2 separate regions of the Homo sapiens genome follow, and region 2 is linked to region 1. A link is an interaction called in ENCODE POLR2A ChIA-PET data of the cell type or tissue named here. Cell type or tissue: GM12878. All regions are shown on one strand. Links, peaks and the distances in the headings refer to the core of each region. The heading gives the core; the rest is flanking DNA. Region 1 overlaps SCNN1B (sodium channel epithelial 1 subunit beta). Region 2 has its middle 21 kb from the start of SCNN1B.

Region 1 (8,000 bases), core at 1-8,000:
TCCCACTTCAGCCTCCCAAGCAGCTGGGACCACAGGCACATGCCATCATGCCCAGCTCTTTTTTTTTTTTCTTTTTTGAGATGGAGTCTCGCTCTGTTGCCCAGGCTGGAGTGCAGTGGTGTGATCTCGACTCACTGAAACCTCTGCCTCCCGAGTTCAAGCGATTCTCCTGCCTCAGCCTCCCGAGTAGCTGGGATTACAGGCGCCCACCACCATGCCCAGCTAATTTTTTGTATATTTAGTAGAGACGAGGTTTCACCATGTTGATCAGGCTGGTCTTGAACTCCTGACCTCAGGTAATCCACCCACCTCGGCCTCCCAAAGTGCTGGGATTACAGGAGTAAAGCACAGCACCCGGCCTCGTTTTTTATTTTTTGTAGAGACGGGATCTCACTATGTCGCCAGGCTGATCTCGTACTCCTAAGCTCAAGTGATCCTCCTGCTTTGGCTTCCCAAGGTGCTGGAATTACAGGCATGAGCCACCATGCCTGGTCAGAGATGTTTTTTATCCCCTAGGCTCCCTGTAATCCCACATATAGGCATTGCCAGGGCCAGGGCACCTGCTGACATGGTGAGGATTCCATCCTAGTGGAGTGACCCCAGCCTCACGGGTCTTCCTTCAAAGGAGCCAAGTGTAGAAAAGTGGCCTTGTTGGCCAGGCACAGTGGCTCATGCCCGTAATCCCAGCACTTTGGGAGGCCGAGGCAGTGGATTACGAGGTCAGGAGTTCAAGACCAGTCTGGTCAAGATGGTGAAACCCCACCTCTACTAAAAATACAAAAACTTAGCTGGACGCGGCGGCAGGCGCCTGTAATCCCAGCTTACTCGGGAGGTTGAGGCAGGAGAATCGCTTGAACCTGGGGGGCAGAGGTTGCAGTGAGCCAAAATCGCCCCATTGCACTCCAGCCTGGGCGACAGAGTGAGACTCCAAAAAAATAAAAAAGAAGAAGAAGAAAGGGAGGAAGGAAGGAAGGGAGGGAGGGAGGGAGGGAGGGAGGGAGGAAGGAAGGAAAGAAGGAAGGAAGGAAGGAAGGAAGGAAGGAAGGAAGGAAGGAAGGAAGGAAGGAAGGAAGGAAGAAAGAAAAAAGGCCTTATTGCTGAAGCATAGATGGCCACCAGGGCCAGGCAGGCTAGGTTTAGGTGCAGCTGTTTGCAGTTGTTGTCTGGGAAAACCAGCTGCCAGCCATTGAGGAATTCGGGACAACTAGAGACCTTGGGGAGTATGGGATTTCCCTGCCAGGGAGTGACTCAGTCCCACGAGAAGCAGAGTCTAGAGACCTCTTCTCTGCTTGGCCATTTCTCTGTGAATGACAGTTCCAACCACCCATGGTAAACACCCAGGGCCATTTTGAATAATTCTACACCTTCCATAAAATGTTAATACCAAGAATAATAATTTTTAAAAATAACAATAGCTGCCATTTATGAACACTTACTTTGCGACGGGCACTGTGCAAACTGCTTCCCATGCCTTATCTTATTGAATCCTGACAACAACCTAGAAGGCACAGGTACTATTATTCCCATTTGCAGATGATAAAATTAAGGCTCATGGCTGGATGCAATGGCTCGCACTTGTAATCCCAGCACTTTGGGAGGCCAAGGTGGGGGGATTGCTTGAGCCCAGGAGTTTGAGACCAGCCTGGGCAATACAGCAAGACCCCATCTCTAATTTAAAAATTAAATTAAGTTAAAATTTAAAAATAAAGACTCAGAGAGACCAACCTATTTACGTCATGGATTGAGCCCCTTCCTTAAGGAGATGGCAGAACCAGACCCTAACTGGGGCCTAACTCCCAAACCCTACCCTGTCTGCCCTTGAATGGGAATGTTAGTCACATCCAGGTCCTTAACGCCCAGATGTGCTGTGCTTGCCTGCGATGTGGATGGGAATTACTCATCACCATGTAAGGTTGCTCCCTGCCCCATAGAATGAGAGGGTGACTCTGCCATTGCCACACCATGGAATGAAACCGTGGGACAGCCACCAACATGCCCCCAACAGGGTGGACAGCCACATTCCCCAGACACCACCCAACACGTGGGGCAGCGACCCCAGAGAACATCTCCACGTGGTGTGGGAGTGTGGCTACCGCCTCAACACTGCCTTACAGTGAACCTCCCATGACCCACCCCGGAGAACTCAGAGTTGACATCAGCATGACATTGCTGTAAATTCTTAGCATTTCAGGGCTCGAATGAGTGATAAAGTGTTTCTAAACCAGTGCTTTCCAGCCTTTTTCGAGTCATGGACTATATACATGCATACTGTATGCACAGGATTCACACTACAGTAAAGAGACAAGGTGGCATGTGACCAATGGCAGTGGAGGGCAGGCAGTGGGGGACAGGGGTGCTCCAGCCGCCCACAGGTCTAGAACATCAACACTTCAGCTCACCTGAAACCCTGAGGCACACCCGTCTGGACTGCCCTAGTCCTGCCTTAACCTGCAGCAGCTGTTCTTCCTTGCTTTGCTTCCTCAGCTCTTGTGGTAAAGCTGTTTGCACCCCATTCACCCCTCTGCAACCTTCTCATTCTAAGTGGTCAAGCTGTTTCCCATTTGAGAATATTACAGTGTTGCAATCAACATCCTTAAACTGTGCACACGTGTGTGCATGCACCAATGCACCAAAGCACACTTACTACATGAAGTGGAACTGTGGGGTCATGGGCTGTCACATTTTAAATGTAGTAGGGACTGCCAGATTGCTGTCCAAATGACTGCACCAATTTCAACCCCATCAGCACATAAACGTGTTTTTTTCCCCAGAGCTCGGCCCATACTTAGTATTATGGAACAGTTTAATCTTTGCAAATCTAATCACTGCTATACAAATTTTTTGGCTCTAACTCTAATCAGTCCACATTTTAAATTTTAATTGCTCTTTTCAATATTTTTTTTCTCTTTCCTGTGGACATGTAAGCTACACGAAGGCAGAGATTCATTGCCTGACTGTTTTGTTCACTGATGAATGTCCAGCACCTAGAACAGTGCAGAGTACACAATGGATGATTAATCAATATTTGCTGACTGAATAGATTAAACATTGATATGCTGCAAAATTCAAAAGGTGCAAAAGGAGTAAATAATTTTTTTATGTCTCCTTTTCTGCCTGTTCCCCCAGCCACTCAGTTCCTTTCTTGAGGGCAACTCATATTACCACTTTCTTGTGTGACCTGGTAGAAGGACTGCACAGATACAAGGAAATACCTCTATGTTGCCTAAGCTGGCCTCATACTTGTGGGCTCAAAGATCCTCCTGCCTCAGCCTCCCAAAGTGCTGGGATTATAGGAGTGAGCCACCGTGCCAGCCTGTATTTTCTTTTTTTTTTTTTTTAGATGGAGTTTCTCTCTGTCGCCCAGGCCGGAGGGCAGGCTTGGCTCACTGCAACCTCCGCATCCCAGGTTCAAGCGATTCTCCTGCCTCAGCCTCCCAATAGCTGGGATTACAGGTGTGTGCCACCATGCCCAGCTAATATTTGTATTTTTAGTAGAGACAGGGTTTTGCCATTTTGGCCAGACTAGTCTTGAACTCCTGACCTCAGGTAATCCACCTGCCTCAGCCTCCCAAAGTGCTGGGATTATAGGTGTGAGCCACTGTGCCCGGCCTCTATTTTTTTTTTTTAACATAAATGCATGTGTGCTTCATATGCTGTTCTACCCTTTCTTTGCTCTCACTTAACTGTATATATTGACAACATTCACTGTCTCTGATCAGCTCAAATAAGACCTGTATCTTAGAGGGCTGTGGAGGAAGCCACTTTCCCTATCGTCTCCATTAGTCATGCTGTGTTTGGCTTTCTGGGAGCACCCCTAGATGTCAGGGAACCACAGCCTTGGGCAAAAGAGGTTCATAGGTGCACACAGAGGATGCGGGCAGCTGCATGGCCCCACTTCAGATTTCCCCAACACCCACCAGAACAGGTGCAAGATGTCAGGTGCCCCGTCTGAGCTAGTAGGTGAGAGGTGGCCGGAAGCCAGGCAATCTGGTTTCTATTTTCAGACCTGCCCTTTGACTCACCATGACTGTGGGTAAGTCCCTCTGAGTCCCTCTGTGCTCTAAATTCGCTGTGTAATGGGCATAATTATGCCCACCCCAACATACTTAAAAGGACGGCATGAAGCCACACCAGGAAATGCCTTGGAAGAGAGCATATGTCCTTGGACCAGTACATGCTTCAGCCCGTGAAAGACAATTAACAGGGCATTTCCCAAAGGGTGGTAAGCAAGACGATTTTTTTTTTTTTTTTTTTGAGACGGAGTCTCGCTCTGTCGCCAGGCTGGAGTGCAGGGGCACGATCTCGGCTCACTGCAGCCTTCCCCTCCCGGGTTCAAGCAATTCTCCTGCCTCAGCCTCCTGAGTAGCTGAGACCACAGATGCGTGCCACCATGCCCAGCTAATTTGTGTATTTTTAGTAGAGACGGGGTTTCACCATGTTGGCCAGGATGGTCTCGATTTCTTGACCTCATGATCTGCCCACCTCGGCCTCCCAAAGTGCTGGGATTACAGACTTGAGCCACCAAGCCTGGCCAAGATGATTTTTTTTTCAATGATTCTCAGAGGAACCTTTTTCTGAATAGTTAAGAAAGTATGTTCATGTGTATTAGGAAAAAATGGCTCAGCACATCAAACCTGTTATTTCACAGGTGTAATATTGCTTTGTATTCATAGTAGTGCCTAGGAGGAAGTTGAGTTTATTTTAGCCAAAAATAAAAAAATGAGATGATGTGGCATTATCTAGTAAGTAAATAATGATACAAGTGCTACACAGATTTAGCAAAAATTGCAAAAGTGGTATACAAATGATCAATGCTAAGGAAAGCATTGAATTAGCAGGTAGTTAGAGGGAAATAACAAAATCAAGCTTATAAATATTTATATGAAATACTCATTTGAAATATTTCTTTTTACTATTTATTTATTAATTTTTTAGACAGTGTCTTGCTGTGTCACCCAGGCTAGGCTTGCAATGATACAATCATAGCTAATTGCAACCTCCAACTCCTGGGCTCAAGCAATCCTCCCACCTCAGCCTCCCCGGTAGCTGAGACCACAGGCACATGCCACCACATTTGGCTAATTTTGTAAGTTTTTTGTAGAGGTGAGGCTTTCAATATGTTACCTGGGCTGGTTTCAAACTCCTGGACTCCAGTGATCCTCCTGCTTCAGTCTCCCAAAGCACTGGGATTACAGGCATGAGCTACCAGGAGTGGCCAGGTTTCTTTCTCTTTCTTTCTTTTTTTTTTTTTTTTGAGATGGAGTTTCACTCTTGTCGTCCAGGCTGGAGTGCAGTGGTATGATCTCGGCTCACTGCAACCTCCACCTCCCTACCAGGTTCAAGCAATTCTCCTGCCTCAGCCTCCCAAGTAGCTGGAATTATAGGCACCTGTCACCATGCCCGGCTAATTTTTGTATTTTTAGTAGAGACAGGGTTTCACCATGTTGACCAGGCTGGTCTCGAATTCCTGACCTCAGGTGATCCACTCACCTCGGCCTCCCAAAGTGCTGTGATTACAGGCTTGAGCCACCGTGCTTGGCCCCAGGTTTCTTCTTATTTAGTGCAAATATATATGACATAGTAAATCAGAGATCAGCAAACTTCTTTAAAGTACCAGATGGTTAATATTTAAACATTTAAAACATATAGGCCAGGCACAGTGGCTCATACCTGTAATCCCAGCACTTTGGGAAGCCAAAGCAGGAGGATCACTTGAACCCAGGAGTTCAAGACCAGCTGGGCAACATGGCAAAACCCCATTTCTACCAAAAAAAAATAATAATAACAAAAATTAGCCGGGTGGCACGCACCTGTAGTCCCAGCTACTTAGGACACTGAGGTGGGAGGATCGCTGGAGTCCAGAAGGTTGAGGCTGCAGTGAGCTGAGATTGTGCCACTGCACTTCAACCTGTATGACAGAGTGAGACTCCGTGTCAAAAAAACCACAACAACAAAAAAGAAAGGCTCATTTAATACATTTCCTGCACCAAAGCTGGTAGCAACCATTTTTCTAAGAAGCCCTGGTTCTTTTAGTCAAAAATGGTATTTAGAGACCAAAATCTTGGTGCTGGGAATGCACATAATATTTGAATTTATAAATAGAAATTGTGTCCAAGGTATGCCCTGGCTTCTCTAGAGATCCTGACAGCTTCCCTAAAACTCTTCTTCACTTTTTCTGGCCTGGACACTAAACCTCAGCTGTGGCTGTTACACCTGGCCAGGTGCTTGAGAATAAAGAGTCAGTCATGTCCTCTGGTTGCCCTTGCAGAGGCAGAAACATGCAAGATTTTTCAATAACCAGAGTCAAATCCACTTTCAGGTTAACCTTCAATTAACTTTAAAAATCCAGCTACCAGAAACCATATTCCCCAGTAATCTTGGATAATTGAGGTTTTGCTGCGAAAATAAGTACAGGGGATTTTAATGAAAGCATCTGACCTGCAATTTACAGGAGTCACAAAGTCAGATGTCCACATGAGCCAGAGCAGCTAATGAAAATGAGTAAAGAGGGCTGGGTATAAGACAGCATGGAATGGGAAGAATTGGGGTGAGCTGGGAACACACTACCCATCCAAGGAGAGCAGCTGCTAGTCAAATCTAGCAGAACATGGTCATGCGGGGACAACCGTCACATCTTTCTGACTTTTCAAAGGATGAAGAAAATCCACGTTTTAAAAAAATGTGAAATCTCATCATTTTGAAATGGCAATGGATTAAAGTCTTTTGTTAGAACTTTATTGAGACATAATTTACATATAATAGAATGCATCCATTTGAAGCATATTGTTTGATGAGTTTTCACAAGTGTATGCATTTAATGAACCACCATCCCATTCAAGATCTAGAATATTCTCATCGTCTCCAAAAGGCTCCCTGTACAACTTTTAGTCAATCCACTACTCACCCAAGGCCCAGATACTTACTGATCTGCTTTCTGTCACAATAGATTAATTCATATTTTCTAGGGGTTCATATAATGGAATTCTATAGTATGTATTCTTACGTGTTTAGCTTTTTACTCGGCTTAATATTTTTTATATACGTCCATGTTTTATGTATCAATAGTTGGTTCCTTTTTATTGTTGAATGGAATCCTATTATGGATATGCCGTAATTTATTTATTTCTTCCCCTGTTGGTGGACGTGTGGATTGCTTCTAGGTGGGGGCTATTATGAATAAGTGAACATATATGTACAAGTCTGTGTGTGAAAGTATGTTTTTCTCCTGGATAAGTAAAAGTGGAATTGCTGGGTCATATGATAACTGTTCATTTAACTTTTTTTTTTTAAATATAGAGACAGGGTCTTACTATGTTACCAAGGCTGGCCTCAAACTCCTGGGCTCAAGCAATCCTCCTGGCTTGGCCTCCCAAAGTGCTGGGATTACAGGCGTGAACCACTGCACCTGGCATCCTTAACTTATTTTTATTATTATTATTATTATTTTGAGATGGAGTCTCACTCTGTCACCCAGGCTGGAGTGCAATGGCACGATCTCGACTCACTGCAACCTCTACCTCCTGGGCTCAAGCGATTCTCCTGTCTCAGCCTCCCAAGTAGCTGGGATTACAGGCGTGTGGCACCACTCCCAGCTAATTTTTTTGTATTTTTAGTAGAGACAGGGTTTCACCATGTTGGCCACGGAGTCTCAAACTCCTGACCTCAAGTGATCCACCCACCTTGACCTCCCAAAGTATTGGGATTACAGGTGTGAGCCACCGCGCCTGGCAACTTTACAAGAAACTATATCAAACTACCTTCCAAAGTGACTGTACCATTTTGCATTCCAACCAGCTGTGTAGGAGAATTCCGGTTGCTACACATCCTCACCAATACTAGATACTATCAGTCCTTCTAATGGGTGTGAAGTGATAGCTCATTGTGGGTGGTTTTGATCTGCATTTCTCCAGTGACTAATGATGGTGAGCATTTTTTTGCATGCTTATGGGCCATTCATATTTCCTCTTTTATGGTGTCTATTCAAATCATTGGCCCATTTT
Region 2 (10,780 bases), core at 2,781-10,780, 54 kb before region 1:
GTTGAAGACAAGAAGGACGTTCTGTCTATCTAGAGAGCAGAAGGCAAGCCATGATGGTGGAGCAACCACAGGGGCTAGACCAGGCGGGGTGTTATAAGCTGGGTCAAGGAATTTATCCCAATAATGATCAAAGCCATGGAAGGATCTGAAATTCAGGATAAATTTGCATTCCAGAAAAATTTATCTCGTTTGTATATGGAGAATAGACTGGAGGGGAAAAGCAGAGAAGATAGCAGGAGACCAGCTGTGAAGGTGAGAAAAGATGACAGTCTAAACTACAGGAGTGGCTGCAGAGGGCAGTGAGAGTTCCAGATATCAGGAAATGGGGTTAGAGGATTCATAATGGATGAGATGGGCAACTAAGCAAAACAGATAAACAAGGATGAGGGCTGAGTTTACCTGTGGGATAGCTGAATGGTTGGTGATTCCATTAGCCAAGAAAGACAACAATCCCAGCAGTTTGGGGGGTGGGATTAGTTCACTTTGGACTTGTCAGGTTTGTGGTACCTACTGGACATTTAGAGAGCATTGCTCTGTAGTTAATTTTTCTTTCTTTCTTTCTTTCTTTCTTTCTTTCTTTCTTTCTTCTTTCTTTCTTTCTTTCTTTCTTTCCTTCTTTCTTTCTTTCTTTCTTTCTTTCCTTCCTTCCTTCCTTCCTTCCTTCCTTTCTTTCCTTCCTTCCTTCCTTCCTTCCTTTCTTTCCTTCTTTCTTTCTTTACTTCTTTCTTTCTTTTTTTGTAGGGAGGACAGAATCTTGCTTTGTCACCCAGGCTGCAGTGCAATGGTGCAATCTCAACTCAGTGCAACTTCCACCTCCCAGGGTTCAAGTGATTCTCCTGCCTCAGCTTCTCGAGTAGCTGGGATTACAGATGCCCGTGAACATGCACAGCTGATTTTTGTATTTTTAGTAGAGACAGGGTTTCACCATGTTGGCCAGGCTGGTCTTGAACTCCTGAACTCGTTCGTGATCCACCCACCTTGGCCTCCCAAAGTGCTGGGATTACAGGCATCAGCCACCGTGCCTGGCTTCTTTCTTTCTTTTTAAGAGACAGGGTCTCACTCCATTGCTCAGGCTGGAGTACAGTGGTGTAATCATAGCTCACTGCAGCCTCGAACTCCTGGGCTCAAGCGATCATCCTGCCTCGACCTCCCAGACAGCTGAGATTACAGGCAGGTGCTACCATGCCCAGTTAATTTTTTAAATTTTTGAGGGGGTCCCAACTATGTTGCTCAGGCTGGCCTTGAACTGGTGGCCTCAAGCAATCCTCCTGCCTTGGCATCCCAAAGTGCTGGGATTACAGATGTAAGCTGGACCCAGCCTTGTAGTCAATTATATATGGGCCTAGAGATCAAGAAAAAGATTCAGGCTGAGGATACAGTCATGAGAGTCAATAAGTTCATTCCAGGGAGAGGAGGAAGGAGAGAAACAGGAGAAAGAACAAGGCCTGGACTGAAACCCTGTGGAATGCCAACATTTAAGGAGTGAGCAGAGGAAGTGGAGCTCACACAAGCATCTGATACAAAGCAGTGTAGCATCTGAGGACAAAAGACAATGAGAGCGTGACATCATGAAGATCAAGGAAAGAGACAATTTCACGAAAGCATGTGCAGGCAACAGTATTTGCAGAGAGGCAAACTAAATCAAGGGCTGAAAACCATCCATCAGTTTTGGACAGGAAGGAAGTTGATGTGTTGGTAAGAGCCAGATTGCCCCGGATTGACGAGGAGGGGAGATGAAGGCCACTCAATCAGGAGCATTGCTGTGAAGGAATGAAAGAATTCAGAACAGTGTCGGAGGAAAATTTAGCATGTCCATGGAAGGTATTCCTCATTTTAAGATAGAAGATGCAGCCAGGCACCGTGGTTAACACCTGTAATCCCAGCACTTTGGGAGGCCAAGGCGGGTGGATCACTTGAAGCCAGGAGTTCGAGACCAGCTTGGCCAACATGGCGAAACCCTGTCTCTACTAAAAATGCAAAAATTAGCCAGGCATGGTGGCGTGCACCTGTGATCCCAGCTACTTGGGAGGCTGAGGCACGAGAATTGCTTGAACTCAGGAGGTGGAGGTTGCAGTGAACCAAGATCACTCCACTGGACTCCAGCCTGGGCAACAGAGCAAGACTCTGTCTCAAAAAAAAAAAAAAAAAAAAAAATATATATATATATATATATAGAAGACACCTTTCCTTGACATCTTGGCACTTTGTAAGCCCTTTGGAACTCAGACACCACCAAAGAGAAAAGAGTGAAGATCCCAAAATTCATTAATTTAACAAATATATATATATATATTGAGATGCTCTGTTGCCTAGGCTGGAGTGAGTGCAGCAGTGCAATCTCTGCTCACTGCAACCTCCACCTCCTGGGTTCAAGCGATTCTCCTCCTGTAATTATTCCAGTTACTTGGGAGGTTGAGGCCGGAGAATTGCTTGAACCAGGGAGGCAGAGGTTGCAGTGAGCCGAGATCGTGCCACTGAGACTCCGTCTCAAAAAAAAAAAAAAAAAAAAGGACCAGGCAGGGTGGGGAGGGAGGGGGAAGCATGAAGGACAGAAGTAAGAAAATCCAGGTGATCCAGGTGACAGGTGATGCTATATTGGGGAGGGGGAATGAAGTGCCAGCAGTGGAAATGGTGAGAAATGAATCCATTCTAGAAATACTTTGAAGGTAGACTCAGCTGGCTTCACTGGCTGATTGGCTGTGCGTTGTAAGAGAGTAGGATCAACCCTAAAGGGGAATGAAGTGCTGATACAGGCTAAAACATGCTTGAACCTCAAAACACTTGGCTAAGTGGAAGAAGTCAGGTCCTCTAAGTTGTTGCCAAGAAGGACAACAACCTCGGCTATTTGGGAGTGGGGTGAGTTTCACTTTGGGCTTGTCAAGTTTGTGGTGCCTATGGGACATTTAGAGAGAGATGATCTGTAGTTTTGTTTTGTTTTGCTTTGTTTTGAGACAGTCTCACACTGTCACCCAGGCTGGATAGCCTGTCCACATATTGTATGATTCAATTCATGTGAAATGTCCAGAATAGGTAAATCCATGCAGATGGAAGGCAGACTGCCAATTGCCAGGGGGTAGTGGGAGACGGGAGGGGGGTAACTGCTTAATGAGTATGGGGTTTTCTTATAGGGTGATACAAATGTTTTGGAATTAGAGGTGATGGTTGCATAACATCTGAGTGCACTCAATGGTACTGGATTGTTCACTTTAAAATGGTTAATTTTATTGCTTGAGGCCAGGAGCTTAAGATCAGCCTGGGCAACATAGTGACCCCCCCACCCCTCACATCTCTACAAAAAATAAAAAATTAGCCCAGCTTGATTGCATGCACCTGTAGTCCCAGCTACTTGGGAGGCTGAAGTGGGAGGATCACTTGAGCACAGAAGTTGGGGGCTGCAGTGAGCTATGATCGTACCACTGCACTCCAGCCTGGACGACAGAGTGAGAACTTGCCTCTAAAAAAATAAAAAATGAAATGAAATGGCTAATTTTATGTTCTGTGAATCTCACCTTAATAAAAAAAAAGGGGAGGGGGCGGGTGTTGAAAAAAAGCCTCCAAAGTCTTTGGTCTGAAAATTTTGTGTGTGTGGGGTGTGTGTGTGTGTGTGTGTGTGATGGGGGCTGACTCTGTCACCCAGGCTGGAGTGCAGTGGAGCAATCTTGGCTCACTGCAACCTCTGCCTCCCGGGTTCAAGCAATTCTCCTGCCTCAACCTCCCAAGTAGCTGGAATAATTACAGGTGCCCACCACCACGCCTGGCTAATTTTTGTATTTTTAGTAGAGACGGGTTTTCACCATGTTGGCCAGGCTGGTCCTGAACTCCTGGGCTCAAGTGATCTGCCCACCTCAGCCTCCCAAGCTACTGGGATTACAGGTGTGAACCACCACGCCCAGCCGTGGTCTGAAACCTTAAAGATCAGGGTTGCCATTTACTGAGATGGAGAAAACTTACACAAGGAGGAGGGTGAGGGAGAAGCTTCTGGTGTTCAGTGCTGGATAATTCTTAATTTGGAGATGTCTAATGAACATCCAAGTGAGATTGTCAAGGACACAGATAGATGTGCTTGGATTTCAGGGAAAATGCTGAAGAAATTTGGGAGTCCTCCGCATATAGCTTATCTTTGGGCTCAGAACTGGCTGATATTTAATTTTCTGCTTCTTTTTTGAAGAGGACAGAAATACAAATTACTTCGTTACAGAAAAGTAAACACTTTTATGTGTTGCACGTCCAAGATTGTGGAGTGAAATTCGTACCTTCTACGTTCAGATGGGTTGCAGCTCTTTAAACCCAGCCAGGCATGACTGATCTGGAGCCAGGCAGGGCCGGGCTTGCTGGGAGGGTGGAGGAAGCCTGCAGAGCTCCGAGCTCTCTCCAGTGTTTCTGCAGAGCCCCTGGAGAACAACAGCTGACTTTGTGTATTCAGTAAAGATGCATCTGTCATGCCTACTAGCACTGTTTTCATCCTGCTGAGACTTGTCGGTTGAAAAGCCAGAAGGAATGCACCTGGTTTGCTAGCACCACCGAAATTTTGCCAAACTAAGGGATGCAGATTTTAGAACAACAATCTTCCATTGTTGGTGGTCATGCGCAGTTAACAACCATCACCAACAGTTAGTAGTAACAATGGGTTCAGTCCTTTCCGTGTGCCCAGCACTCCGCCAGGGGCTTTGCGTTCATCCTCTTGTTTCGCTCTTACATGAAGCTTGAGAGGGAAGTATCATTTTTATTTTTATTTTTTTAATTTTAATTTTTTTTTTTGAGACAGAGTCTCACTCTGTCACCCAGGCTGGAGTGCAGTGGAACGATCACAGTTCACTGCAGCCTCAACTTCCCAGGCTCCAGTGATCCTCCCACCTCAGCCTCTTGAGTAGCTGGGCCCACAGGCATGCATCACTATGCCGGCTAATTTTTGTATTTTTGGTAGAGATGGGATTTCCCCATGTTGCCCAGGCTGGAACTCCTGGGATCAAGCAATCCACCTGCCTTGGCCTCCCGAAGTGCTGGGATTATAGGCGTGAGCCACCATGCCTGGCTGGTAGGTATTATTATTATGAGCTCTAGTTTTCCACGTATTAAACAAGCACAGAGAGGTTAAGCAATTTTCCCAAGGGCACACAGCAAGTAAATGAATAATCAGGAGGCGAACTCAAATATGTCTGACTTTCTAGTCTTGTGCTTTGGAAGAATAACACCAGGAAATGTCAGAAGCTTCCTCTTTCACCACTATGCAGTCAGTGGCTAGAGAAGGTGTGGTCTGGGTTCCCCAAGTGACCATGTGCCTCCTCACCAGCCCCTAGCACAGGATCGGCACATAATTGGTGTTCAGAGCTTCCTGAATGAATAAACGGATGAATGACTGAATAAATTAACAAGCACACAAACGATCTGCAAATATCACATTGCATTGTGCTTAGTAATTAATGAGCCAGCTCAGGCTGTGGGCTACTTGAGGAGAGAGACACTTCCTTACATCCTGTAACAATGATGTCCAACATGCCAGAAAAATTTAGAGTACAGGTTAAAATGCATGGACCCTGGAGGTGGACTGCTTAGGCACAAATCGTGCCTCCTCTTCTGTACAAGCCCTGAGACCCAGTGATTTGATTTTCTCATCTGGAAAATGGGAAGAACAGTAATAGCCATTCCATAAAGATTTTTATTAAGATTAAATAAGGCGGTGGCCCACACCTGTAATCCCAACACTTTGGGAGGCCAAAGTGGGTGGTTCATCTTTGGTCAAGAGTTCAAGACCAGCCTGGCCAACATGGTGAAACCCCATCTCTACTAAAAATAGGAAAATGAGCTGGGCGTAGTGGCTGGCACCTGTAATCCCAGCTATTCCGGAGGCTGAGGCAGGAGAATCACTTGAACTCTGGAGTGGGAGGTTGCAGTGAGCCAAGACCACACCATTGCACTCCAGCCTGGGTGACAGAGCAAGACTCTGTCTCAAAACAAATAAACAAACAAAAACGATGGAATAAGTTAAGACTCTGGTACATAACAGCTGTTCAGTAAACATTAGCTGTGTGTCCATGGAGGCACAGAGAAAGAAGTCCCTGGCTGTCCCTGGTGGGGTCAGGTACAGTTGGCACTCTGTAACCTAGAATAAGAATAGATAAGGGTTTTTACATATTCTCACTTATAAGTGGTAGCTAGATAATGGGTACACATGGACATACAGAGGAGGAAGTTTCTGACATGTCCTGGTTTTATTCATCCAAAACACAAGACTTGAAAATCAGACATATTTAAGTTTGCCTCCTGATTCTTCATTTAACTGCTGTATGGACTGTATGAAAATCAGACATATTTGAGTTTGCCTCCTGATTATTCATTTAATTGCTGTGTGACCTTGGGCAAATCACTTAACCTCTCTGTGCTTGTTTATATGTGGAAAACTGGGGATCATAATAGTAATACTTACTGGCCGGGTGCAGTGGCTCATGCCTGTAATCCCAGCACTTTGGGAGGCCGAGGTGGGTGAGTTGCTTGAGCCCAGGAGTTCGAGACCAGCCTGGGCAACATGGGGAAACTCCGTCTCTACAGAAAAAATACAAAAATTAGCCTGGCATGGAGACTCCAAAAGGTGGGAGGGTGGGAAAGGGATGAAGGATGGAACACTGCCTATTAGGTACAATATACACTATTTGGGTGATGGGTACATTAAAAACCCAGATTTCACCACTACACACTATATCCACGTACCACGACTGCACTTGTACCCATAAATCCATAAAAATAGAAAATTTAATTTCAATAAATAAAAACAGTGATGGAATTAGTACCCCCCAAAATGAGGGGGAAGAACAGATAGGGTTTTCAAACATTTATTAGGTGCCAAGAACTGAGCTAAGCATCTACTATGTGTCTTCTAATTTAATCTTTACAACAATAACATGAGATAGGCACTATTATTATCCCATTTTCCTGATACAAAGGCTGAGGCTAAGAGAGATTAGGTAACTTGCCAAGATTCACAAAGCAAATAAGTACAGATAAAGAAAGGAATCTATGAATACTCCTCCTTGGTTTATGATGGGGTTACATCCTGATAAACCCATCATGAGTTGAAAATATCTTAATTGAGGTAGGAGGCATGACTCCATTCCAGATGTGGGGCTTGGACACTGGACCAAATTGAGAACTAGCTAAAACAGGGCCAGAGCAGAAGCAACTTTCCATAAGACACACCCACTAGTGTGCCATGTCAGTTTACTATTGCCATGGCAACGCCTGCCCCCTTCCATGGCAACAACCTGACAACCCAGAAGTTACCACCACTTTTTCTAGAAACATCTGCATAAACTGCCTCTTGATTTGTATGTAATTAAAAGTAGGTGTAAATACAAGTACAGCCCTGCCTCTGAGCTGCTTTTCTGGGCACACTGCCTATGAGGTAGCCCTGCTCTGCAAGAAACAGTCCTTCTGCTGCTGCTGTGTGCTGTGGCTTCAATATAAGTTGCTGTTTAACACTACCAGCTTGACCTTGAATTCTCTCCTGGACAAAGCCAAGAACCCTCCTAGGCTAAGCCCCAACTTGGGGGCTTGCCTATCCTGCATCAAGTTGAAATGCATTTGATATACCTGACCTACCAAACATCATAGCTTAGTCTAGCTCCCCTTAAGCTCAGAACACTTACGTTAAGCTGGGCACAGTGGCTCACGCCTGTAATCCCAGGACGTTGGGAGGCTGAGGCAGGTGGATCACTTGAGGTCAGGAGTTGAAGACCAGCCTGGCCAACATGGTGAAACCCCATCTCTACCAAAAAGACAAAAATTAGCCAGGTGCGGTGGCACATGCCTGTAGTCCCAGCTACTCGGGAGGCTGAGATATGAGGATCTCTTGAACTCGAGAGGCAGATGTTGCAGTGACCCAAGATCACGACACTGCACTCCAGCCTAGGCAACAGAGCAAGACTCCATCTCCAAAAATAAGAAGGACACTTACTTTAGCCTACAATTGGGCAAAATCATCTAACACCAAGCCTAATTTATAAGAAGGTGTTGAATGTCTTGTGTAATGTATTGAATATTGCACTGAAAGTGAAAAACAGAATGGTTGTATAGGTACTCCAGGTACAATTTCTACTGAATATATATGGCATTTGCACCATGGTAAAGTCAGAAAATCCTAAATTGAACCATTGTAAATCAGGGATTGTCTGCATTGTCCCTGAAAAACAAAACCATTGTAGGCAATTCAAATAGAGGAAATTTGATACAAGAAATTAATTACACAAATGATTCAACAGCTGAGAAGCCAAGCCGGAGATGGTGAAGCAATCCTGGACTCAGCAACATCAGGAAACTACTCTCACAGGTAGGGCTGGAGGGACACAGGGAGGATGTGGTGTTACCGATGCCCAGAGCTGGGTCATGCTCAGAACTTGGTCCACCTAGAAGGAGCTAGAACCACAGCAGGAGCTTCCCAGTGAGAAGCTAAACCATGGAGGAGGTGCAGCCTCTGTTGGGAAATGTTCTCTGAATTTGGGGAACGAAGGACCGCCCTGGCTCCTCCCCTTGTCCCACCATCCAATCTCCTGCCAGTGCCTCTTTTTGGCCCAATTTAGATAGAAGTCAATTGACCAGTTGGCAGTAGAGCTTGGGAAATGTACCTTGCATTAGAAATGTTAGGGATGGCCGAGTGCAGTGGCTCGCACCTGTAATCCCAACATTTGGGATGGCTGAGGTGGGCGGATCACCTGAGGTCAGGAGTTCAAGACCAGCCTGGCCAACATGGCGAAAACCTGTGCCTACTAAAAGTACAAAAATTAGCCAGGTATGGTGGCACGTGCCTATAATCCCAGCTACTCGGGAGGCTGAGGTAGAAGAATTGCTTGAACCCAGGAGGAGGAGATTGCAGTGAGCGGAGACAGTGCCACTGCACTCCAGCCTGGGCAACAGAGCAAGACTCCATCTCAAAAAAATAAATAAATAAAAATAAATTAAGAAAATAAATAAAATAAAATGGCAGAGCATGGATCTAAGATCAAACAGGTCAACAACCCACATGTTGGTCTTGTTAGAACTCCAGCACCTCACATAGTGTTTGGCACAACGAAGGCACTCCATAAATAGAAAGAAAGCTAGGAGGCAGAGGGAAGGGCAGACAAACACTAAAGTCTGTGCTCTTAACCCAGAGGGAGCAACCTCAGATGCCTACAGCAGTCAGACAGAGCATACAAAAGCATGGAGTGAACCAGTTCTAGGGAGAGGTGAGGACCATGTCAAACTGGAGAGCACACCCCATGTCTAAATGGGGCAGCCCTACTAAGTAACTTTCAGCCAATTTCTGCCAAGGAATGCAAGTTCAGTGTTGCCAGATCTGCTGACTTCTCAGGAGAAATAGAAAATCCTGATTTTCAAGTTCGATCTGCTACTTTTTAAATGTTGGCAAACAAATCAAATCCAAATGAGCCTGGGGCATCTTGTTGGGCTGGAAAGCAAAGAAGCTTATCAAAGACTATGCGAGTTCATGGTCCCATCAGAAGGACACAGAGGTAGCCTGGCAGGGCTCCCACTTGCTCAATTTGGACCATTTTTTAGTATCAAAAAGAAAGAATGAATAATCCTGGAACAGAAAAAACACATTAGTGGAGAAACTGGTAACATTTAAATAAAGTCTAGAGTTTGGTTAATAGTAATGTATGAACATTGGTTTCTCACTTTTGTCAAAGGTACCATATGGTCATGTTAGACGTTAAGAAGTTAAGACTCTCACTCTGTCACCCAGGCTGGAATGCCATGATGTGATCATTGCTCACTGCATCCTCAGTCTCCTGGGCTCAAGCTATCCTCTTGTCTCAGCCTCCCCAGTAGCTGGGACTACAGGTGTGCACCACCACACCCAGCTAATTTTTTATTTTTTGTAGAGGTAGGGCCTCGCTATGTTGTCCAGGCTGGTCTCAAACTCATGGCCTCAAGTGATCCTTCTGCCTCAGGCTCCCAAAGTGCTGAGATTACAGGCATGAACTAGTGCACCCAGCCTAAAAAAATATGTTTTAAAAAATAATAAATGGGCCAGGCATGGTGGCTTATATGTGTAATCCTAGCACTTGGGCAGGCCAAAGCAGGAGACTCACTTGAGCCCGGGAGTTGAAGAACAGCCTGGCCAACATAGCAAGACTCTATCTGTACAGAAAATTTTTAATTAGCAAGAGTAAAAAAACAATAATAATAAAAAAAAATAATAAAAAATACAATAATAGTCTGGGCACAGTGGCTCACGCCTATAATCCCAACACTTTGGGAGGCCAAGGCAGAAGGATCACTGGAGGTCAGGAGTTCAAGACCAGGCTGGGCAACATGGCGAAACTCCATCTCTACTAAAACCACGTGAATTAGCTGGGCATGGTAGTGCATGCCTATAATCCCAGCTACTTGGGAGGGTGAGGAATGAGAATCGCTTGAACCCAGGAGGCAGAAGTTGCAGTGAGCCAAGATCGAGCCACTGCACTCCAGCCTGGGCAACAGAGCGAGACACTGTCTTAAAATAATAAATACCATTGAATGAAACATATTAAATCTATTTTTAAAGATCAATGAATTCATAATGATATTTTAAAAGAGAAAGAGAAAACAGAAAAGGAGGAACTATTTGTCATCATTGGAGGCAGCTGTTGCATCAAGTCCTTACTCTAAAAATAGTAGTGATAACAAGGAAAGAATTTATTCTGCCCTAGTCAGTGAGGGAAAGAAGCTCTTCTTTAAGGAAGAATGCCTGCTCACAAATGTCAAAGGAATGAGAGCATTAGAACTTTGCAACTCCGAACAAAATGAT

The links. Peaks named below come from ENCODE experiments on the same cell type or tissue, not always from the same donor. Only the 100,000 strongest peaks of a DNase experiment are listed, where the experiment ranks them.
Region 2: POLR2A ChIA-PET joins it to region 1 with 5 read pairs; 6 of 35 experiments call an interaction of 5 or more read pairs at or near these places.

The regions. Positions count from the first base shown.
Region 1 is chr16:23,332,137-23,340,136 of GRCh38, forward strand. The region is part of intron 1 of SCNN1B (sodium channel epithelial 1 subunit beta); the gene reads left to right. Among named protein-coding and RNA genes, the nearest start is that of SCNN1B, 34 kb to the left of the region's middle. RefSeq lists an enhancer at 3,831-4,110. In GM12878, for the core only: a CTCF peak has its summit at 3,835; DNase peaks (open chromatin) are centred at 2,565, 3,985 and 4,610; H3K4me3 peaks cover 1,858 bases; H3K27ac peaks cover 3,841 bases.
Region 2 is chr16:23,275,485-23,286,264 of GRCh38, forward strand. It overlaps a transcript of SCNN1B not described here. Among named protein-coding and RNA genes, the nearest start is that of SCNN1B, 21 kb to the right of the region's middle. RefSeq lists an enhancer at 4,421-4,943. In GM12878, for the core only: no CTCF peak of the experiment used is centred there; no DNase peak of the experiment used is centred there.